Regions from separate parts of the Homo sapiens genome. Here region 2 is linked to region 1. The links are chromatin loops, found by intact Hi-C in ENCODE. Cell type or tissue: HepG2. All regions are shown on one strand. Each heading gives the region's core, and the rest is flanking DNA. Links, peaks and the distances in the headings are about the cores only.

The links. A loop is a pair of places that touch in the nucleus more often than their neighbours do. Peaks named below come from ENCODE experiments on the same cell type or tissue, not always from the same donor. Only the 100,000 strongest peaks of a DNase experiment are listed, where the experiment ranks them.
Region 2: a loop joins it to region 1, with 4 times the contacts of the local background. A loop is called at or near these places in 1 of 110 quality-filtered maps.

The regions. Positions count from the first base shown.
Region 1 is chr6:132,021,362-132,025,767 of GRCh38, forward strand. The region is part of intron 2 of CCN2-AS1 (CCN2 antisense RNA 1); the gene reads left to right. Among named protein-coding and RNA genes, the nearest start is that of CCN2, 72 kb to the left of the region's middle. In HepG2, for the core only: a CTCF peak has its summit at 2,362; DNase peaks (open chromatin) are centred at 360, 850 and 2,350; H3K4me3 peaks cover 251 bases.
Region 2 is chr6:131,936,151-131,940,556 of GRCh38, forward strand. All of the region lies in intron 2 of CCN2-AS1 (CCN2 antisense RNA 1), which reads left to right. Among named protein-coding and RNA genes, the nearest start is that of CCN2, 13 kb to the right of the region's middle. RefSeq lists a silencer at 1,939-2,233. In HepG2, for the core only: no CTCF peak of the experiment used is centred there; DNase peaks (open chromatin) are centred at 141 and 2,061.

The sequences.
Region 1 (4,406 bases), core at 159-4,158:
GAATTCTGTTGTTGTTATATAGCTGAGTATGGCAGGAATTCTATATTTTGCTTCTGTCCCTATGTGTGTATGAATGAACTAGAGACATGTAAAAGACCTCATACCTGAAAAAAATTGACAGAGATGTCAACTACTTATATCTGTAAGAGTAGAAAAATTACTAAAAAAATTTTAGTAAATTATTTAAAAGTTTTATGCCAAAGGGCAGTAATACGTCCAAGCAAAACAGTAGACACATTGAAGAATAAAATTTAAAGCTGGATATGATCGAATTCCAAGTTCATGGCAACTTTGTTTACAGGAAAACATAATAGAGCCCTTGTCACATTCTCCCCTCTGCCACCCCCAAACAAGTACAAAGTCTATGTTCTTATAAATATGTTAAGAATTTCATCTGTAATGTTTGTTTATGAAGACCATAAAAATGCCTTTGAATGAAGTAAGTCCCAGTCTTATTTTGCCAAGCCAAGGGAAAGAATCCTTTCTTTTGGTCTTCCACCTAGAGAATTGCTAGTGAGGCGTGAATGGTCTCTTCTTGACTCTTTAAGGTAGCATATTTATACTTGGGCAAAACTCAGTGGTCTTCCATATCATAGTGACAGCCTCTTTCTACCTCCCTCTCCATACCTCTTTCTAATTCACATTGCTTGCCTGACAAAGCTGAAGAATGTCTAAATTGAACATTTAATTTGACCTTGTCTGGAAGCAATGCCATTAGAGACAGACCTATGTTATATCAACTCTGATGTGATTATAGCTGTCCCAACATATGAGATGGCTTTGTTTGTCATTCAGGAGGCCTACTGATGCAATGTGTATTCTCTGGACCTCTTCATGAAAAAAAAAATGTTTATACCTGTGAGCATGTCCAGATGGCAGTGAAAGACTCCCATTCATGAGAGCAGCACTCAGCAATTCATGGTTGCCAAAGTATGCAGCGAAGGCATGCCCTCTGCCATTCCATGGCCTTGTAAGGAAACAGTTTCTAAGGTGACAGACTAGCACCCTTGAGGCCAGAGACCCTAGTGTTTTAGATTGGGGGGATGTGGGGAGGGCAGGGGGACAACATGAAATAATACCGAGAAAAGCAGTTTTTGTCATTATTCTGGCAATTTAGAAAGGGGAAAGAGTGAGAGTGGGGAAAGGAGAAGGGGTTCAGAGTTTTCCGCTTTAGGTCTCAAAGAAATTTAATTCAGATCTGCTCTGCGCATTGTGAGCATAATGCCCTTTTCATGGGTTAATTTCAAGGACATAGGAGATTAAATTAGGTCCAAGGCATGACCAAAGGGACAGGCTCTGGGCTTCCAGGCTGTGATTGTCAGGTGGTAAATAGGCAGGCACTCCAATTCTCTTGGAATCTGTGGCATTCTTGGGATTGCTTTTTCTGTGTGATATTCCCTTAACGCTATCACTGGAATGGTAAAATGTCACTTGAACAAGAGTTCTCAAGGAGGTATTGCTGACCCTAACAATATTGATGGGAAGGATTTTTTCATTGGACCACCTCCAAATGTAGGAAAATCTCAGGTGACAGCTTCTAGCATCCAGCTGTATTGTAGATTATAAACTCAGTAGGCAATGCTGAAAGATACTATGTCTTTCACAGAATTTGGCACATCGTTACTGCTTCATACCCAATACGTTAAGGGTAGGGAGAAAGCTTTTTGTGTGGATGCAGAAAATAGCTTTAAAAATTAAAGAGGTCCTCAAGTTAAAAAGGGAGAATTGTTTCTGATAACCAAGTTTGCATTTGCTTAATCTTGGTGTTATTGGAGAAAAAGAAGGGTTTCTACACATCACACTAGGATTCTGGATGATGAAAGCATAATAGCTTGCTTTTGCTAGCTTTCATCATGTTAATGTTGTTTGGGTATTATTGAAATGGCAAGGGGCCTGGCATACATGTTATTTTCCAAACCTAAATAGACTTTCATGAAGCTATCTGGTTGTATTGGCATAACATGAAACCGATTCTTAACACCCAATGGTAAGCGAAGTAGGGTAGACTAACAAAGAGTCAGTTTGGGTTAGAAGAACTTCCCCTTGTTCAAGTTTATTCTCTTTAGTTCAGCACTTTTTTGGATATTTAACAGACAAGGATACAAGTGAATAGACTGGCTCTTTGATGCTCCCTGATATGGCACAGCAGAGGGCCAGTGGTGGGGGGTAGTCAATCCGGCCACCACAGAAACTCATTAAGTCACAGGGGCCATGAAACTGCATGGAGTTAATGCAGTCTCCTACCATTTGTAACTAACAGGCTGGGACAAAGGCCCCTTAGCACACACAGAAACTACGCCATGTAAGGGATTATTCGCTGTATCCCAATTAACATACTACAGTGGTCTCCTCGCTGCCATCTAGCTGCAGTAGGCCTGGCCCTGTCCTGCTATAACAACATTATAGTAACCACAAGAGGCCCTGGAAACTATCAGTCATTTCTTGTGTTGAAATGCTATTAATTCCCTGGAAACTTATATTAGGTAGAGGGAGGGGTGAGCCGAATGGAAGCCTTCATGAGGCCTCAAACAAAAAGGGCCATAGAGATACCTCCTAAGAGCCTGATCATGAATACCTGTATCAAAATTGAGGAAGAGGACTCAAGGGAACCTCATAAGATTCACTTAATAGTCTACTTTTAAGCTGGTGAATTTTAAGGCACCCAGAAAAAAGAATTAACTGTTCCTTTCTTAATATTTCCAGAAGAAAATACTACATGTAATCTCCGAAGTGCCAATTCCATGTTTCAGCCCCTAAGGATGTCTTGTGTCAAATTTACATCCTAGCTTTTTCAATCAGACTACTTCCTTTTACTATTTATTAGTTGTACATAAAGAGAACAGTCTATCATTCCACTCAACACAAATTTGAACAACATCCTAAAATTTCCTCTCAAAGGAATTAACAAGAGTCCCTAACTTCTACACAGATTGTAGTTCATAAGGATGTTTGGAAATTTGCAACCTAGTTAGAAATAATATGTTACTGTTGGTGGGAATGTAAATTAGTTCAACCATTGTGCAAGACAGTGTGGAGATTCCTCAAAGATCCGGAACCAAAACCACCATTTGACCCAGCAATCCTTTTAATGGATATATAACAAAGGAATATAAATCATTCTATTACAAAGATACATGCAAGCGTATGTTCATTGCAGCACTATTTACAATAGCAAAGACATGGAATCAACCTAAATGCCCATCAATGATAGACCGGTTAAAGAAAATGAGGTACATATACACCATGGAATACTATGCAGCCATAAAAAAGAAAGAGATCATGTCCTTTGCAGGAACATGGACGGAGCTGGAAGCCACTATTATCAGCAAACTAACACAGCAACAGAAAACCAAACACTGAACTAAACTGAACAAAGCGGGAACTGAACAATGAGAACACATGGATACAGGGAGTGGAAAAACACACACTGGGGCCTGTCATGGGGTGGGGTGAAAGGAGGGAGAGCATTGGGAAAAATAGCTAATGCATGTTGGGCTTAATACCTAGGTGATGGGTTGATAGGGGCAGCAAACAACCATGGCACATGTTTACCTATGTAATAAACCTGCACAACCTGCACATCTACCCCAGAACTTAAAATTAAAATTAAAAATAGGAAATAGTGTTATATAATAATAATTGTAATAACATTTGCTGCATGCTTACTGTGCCAAGTATTGTTCTAAGTGCTTAATGTGTATTAATTTACTTGTTCCTCTTTAATAACCATATTAGGTAGGTATCATCATTCTCAGATTATTAAACACTGAGTCATAAGAAGATTAAATAAATTTTCCAAGGTCACACTGATAGCAAATAGGAGAGTCAAGAATTAAGCTGAACCTGGCTTCAGAGCGTATCCAGGTGTTCTGCCAAGTGAAAAATGAAGTTTTAAAATAAGGTCCTCAATCTCATGCAGAAGGGCCTTTCAAGTACATCATTCTCCTGATATGGAATATTCTACTAATAGAATTATAAAACTTACCATGATGTTTAGGACAATTTGTGTGTGTGTGAAAATGTTCTCATAAGATTTCCTCAGTCTTATTCCGAGTTTTTTGTTTATTTTGCTTTTGTTTTTGTTTTTGCTTTAGAACTGTGTGAGACAAAACAGACATACAAAATTTCTTTGATAGTCCCCCTCATCTCTGTTTTGGTTGTTTTTGCTTTTGTTATGTAGGTCCTGAAGGGGAAACAGGGTTGCATCTTGCTGAGGTTGTGGGTGCATGCGGAAATGGGATGGAGAAGTAGACTGATGTGTAGGCGCTGCTTTTCATGAGCAGGGCAGGCGGGGAGAGAAAGGACTGGCCTGGGCACAGCAGGGAAGGCCCAATGGTAACGCTGCAGAAAAGGCAGCATGGGGAGCAGGGAAGGGTCGAGAAATAATTCATTGAGCTCACATTTCT
Region 2 (4,406 bases), core at 70-4,069, 85 kb before region 1:
CTTACTCCAAGAATCCAGTGACCAAAGAGAATAAAAATTTACTGTCAAAGCCACTCTCATGCCATCTGCCTACCTCCATTCGCTTGCCCCACTCTTTCACAAACTTCCTGCTAGCCCTATTTACTTCTCCTTATAAAAGAAAGGTCTTTTTCTGTTCGACCTTTAGACTTTGCCACTTCTGCAATAGAGTATTCTCCCTATTTCAAAGTTCTCTTCCCCATATTGCAATGCAGTTGGTCCTTGAAAAACACAGGGGTTAGGGGTGCTGACCCCTTGTGCAGTTAAAAATTCACGTAAAATTTTTGACTCACCATAAACTTAACTACTACTAGCCGACTGTTGACTGGAAGCTTTACCAATAACACAAACAATAGATTAACACATATTTGTGTGTTATATATATTTGACACTGAATTCTTATAGTAAAGTAAGAGAAAATAAAATGAAAAAATGCCATTAAGAACATTATATGGAAGAGAAAATATATTTATTACTTATTAAATGGGAATAGATCATCAGAAAGGTCTTTATCCTCATTGTCTTCATGATGGGCAGGCTGAGGAGAAGAGAAAAGAGTAGGAGTTGGTCTTGCTGTCCCTTGGCGTAACTATTATTGAAAAAAATTCATGTATAAGTGGATTTGTGCAGTTCAAACCCATGTTCTTCAAGGGTCAACTGTGGCCTTTTTGAATAAAATCTCTATTTTAATCTGGCTTTTAAAAAATTTGACTACTGGTACTACTAATGGCAACCCAATACCACAGGTGTTTGAATTAATCAGTTAATTGCCTTTATTGAAAGAATGTCTATGGTCTTTTATAATTTATATTTTCCTCAAGATAGATTTGTACTGAAATAAAATCTAACTTTTATTAAAACTGAAAAAGGGAAATGGAGGATTCATTGACAATGGGGTGTTTCTATCTGGGTAACAAGTAGATTATTAGTACTACAGGCAATAGAAATGCAGAATCACACAGAGAAGCTGGTTTTGAGGGAAATTATGATGCTGTCTTAGTGTGGAGGGTAATAAGACCGATAGTCTTTTTCTTTTTCTCCAAAATCAAAGATGATTCACCTAAGCATGTTTCAACAGAACCAAAACAACACCCTCCACCCTAAAGATTCTTCAAGCAGATGATCCCCTGACCGAGCTCTTTTAGATACACCCAATGGTGCTTTCAAACATCTCCCAGTAGAGCCTCTTGGCTGTTGCTCCTGGCCATGGCAGGTTCCATTGGTTGCTCCTTCCAACAGTAATTAGCATGGGTTTCCATAGCAGCAGCTTCTAGCAGCCACTCCTATTGGCCTGGGTCCTTACCACAAGCAGCACCTCCCTGCAGATCTTCCTGCTGGTGAATGCTGCTCCAAGTGATTAATGACTTCCATTCCCCTAGAATCTCATTCAGTGAATCCTAAAATGTTCAACTTTAAAGGACCTCAATCCCAAACATCTTCTCTACAAAACGTCTGGATTTCTCCAATAGCTAGAGGGAGCATTTGATTTCTAGCAGCACCCCCAAGCCAGGTCTCAATAGGCTCCTTACGAAGCCCTGGGGTTCAGTTAGAATGCCACACTGTTTTTTCAAAGTCCTTTATTATCTCCATCGGCTACTATTCATACCTCCGGTAGAAGAGTCCCATTGACAGGTGTTCTGGACTTCAGGCTTGAAATATTGGTGAGTGTTTTCTCATCAAGGGGGTCCTCCATGTAATTCGGTTAGCTGAGCAACTTCTGCATATGGGTGGTCACTAAACTACCATGTTAGGGACAGTACAACAGAAAGACTAATAACACAGATAGAAAATTGACAGACTCAAACTAAAAAGGATGAAAGCCAACTAGAAATGTTATGAGTGAACTACGAGTATGTGTCATATCATCCAGGGTCCCATTCCTAGTTGTCTTTCCCACTTTCTTTTGCTGTTCACCAAGGCCAAACACAGGAATGTACATTCCCAGTGCTCAGGCAGAGCTCCTGTCCTCCCTATTAGTTGTCTTCCAAAGGTCACACTAGAAAGCACATAACTTCTTCCCCCAAATAGCAAAAGCAAGGGAAGCATGGCATTGGCTAATGCTCCACAAGCCTCCTTTCTCTAACCACATCCGGCTATTGATATTGAGGCATCTATGTAAACAGAGTCCTGGCAAATAGCCCAGACCTCCCAGGGCTCCTTAACATAAGTACGCAAGCTTGCCTAATAATCCTGAGTTTAAAATTATGAGTGACATAAGATAATCTTCACACTGGGAGTCATCGGCCCAAATTACGGTTAAAGGTTAAAAACAAACAAATAAAATGCAAAAAAAATCACATACAAACCAGGCTTATGTTGTAGAAAATATTTCCTAAGCCCTTGGATTTAATGTCATTTTTAGAGTTTGATGATACCTCCCTAGAGAGGGTATAACAAATACTGAACAAGGATGACACAGATCAGAAAGAATTTAGCTAGGGAGGAATTCAGATTGGGGAGAAAAATAAGGAGTTGGGCCTATTCTCATTTAAAAATAAATCCCTCTGGAAAGACATAAAAGAACATTTTTAAAAAGACTAAAAGAATGGCAGTTTATCTTTTCATTTTTAATGCTAAGTGTTTCTATTTTAAAGGGCTTCCATCCCAAGTATATACTTGGATTGAAAAATGGAAAACAGTTAAAAATGAAGATTTTTAAGTTCAAAATGTTGATCAAAATTTCCTGATTCAAATTGCTTTTTTGACTCTTGGATTACATATGGTTTGTGTTACATGTCTGTATTTTCTAAATTCCAACTTTTTCATGGAGCACAGGAGCAGTTATATTGGAACACTTTACATGTTTTTGTGTATTGTTTTTATAAAGATGATGATAGACTGCAGGTTATTTGACAATACAAGACAATGAATACAAAATGGTCCTCAATCAGTTAGATTCATGGGACTTATTATTATCATTCTCTTTATCTTTATTGTATCTTGGACCAAAAATGTAATTACTACAGTATTTATTTATAGCCCAGCTTTTGCAGGGAAGGGACCTACATGCCCTAAGTGACATTCATCAAACCTAGTTTCTTGTATGAAAGTGAGTCTACGCAGAGTAACTTAAAAAAAGAAGCTGAATTTGCTTTAAAATATTTATTCACATGTGAGTAAAAATGACTGAAAGTGTTATCTCTTCCCTTCTTTTGGCTTCTCCTGCCCTGTTCCAGTATATTTCATGAACTAGTGTCTCTAGTTTTTGGTTTTATTAGTTTTTGTATTTTTCTTTTAACTAGGTAAAGGCAGAGTAAATAAGAGCTATATTTGTTTTTCATAAAAGTGGTATTTTCTATTTATTTGCCTGTCAGTATCCTGCTGTAGTGCACACACACATGATGTAATGTGTTGATAACCCTTATTGCTGAAGTGGAACATACATAGTGAGATGTTATTTTCCTCATGGGATTCCAGAAACCTTAAAATCTTGTCATGCTCTATAGTTAAATGATGTTGATTGAGTCCCGTTTTATATATATATATATAGTTATATATATGTATATAAAAAATATATATAGTTATATATGTATATAAAATATATATATACATATATAACTATATATAGTTTTATATATATAGTTGTATATATATATAACTATATATATACATATATATAGTTTCAACAGTTTCTATTCATTAGTTTTATTTTGGAACTATGACTTAATGAATAAGCCTGCTGATATGTTAATGAAAATGTGAATGTTGAAAGACAGCAAGCCATCCTCTCAGATTTAAATAAAAATTGACATGAGTACACATTGGATGTTAAAAGGGAAATTCAGTGACTCCCTAAGACATTTGTACACTTTGAGGGAATTTCTTCTTATAGGTACTTCTATCTTTGAGTTTCTATCCTCATTAAATAGTCCTTCCAATCTCACATTTATATGGTGCTGTAGAAATTTAATTATGCAATGAAACGTGTTATGAACATTATGTGTTATTTTTCAGGAACTCATCTTAAATATTTAAAAATAAGTTTTTTTTTCTAATTGCAAGGAATAAGTACTCTTTGTAAATGATATGGAAAGTATGGAATATAATAAAGATGAAAAAGATAACTCCTAGATAATCACTTTTAATGTTTTGGCAAAATTCTTTTTAAAAAGTGCTAAAGAAAATGTGGCACATATACATCATGGAATACTATGCATCCATAAAAAAGAATGAGTTCATGTCCTTTGGAGGGACATAGATGAAGCTGAAAGCCATCATTCTTAGCAAACTAACCCAGGAACAGAAAACCAAACACCGCATATTCTCACTCATAAGTGGGAGTTGAACAATGAGAACACATGGACACAGGGAGGGGAACATCACACATGGGGGCCTGTTGGGGGGTGGGGGCCAAGGAAAGGGAAAACATTAGGACAAATACCTAATGT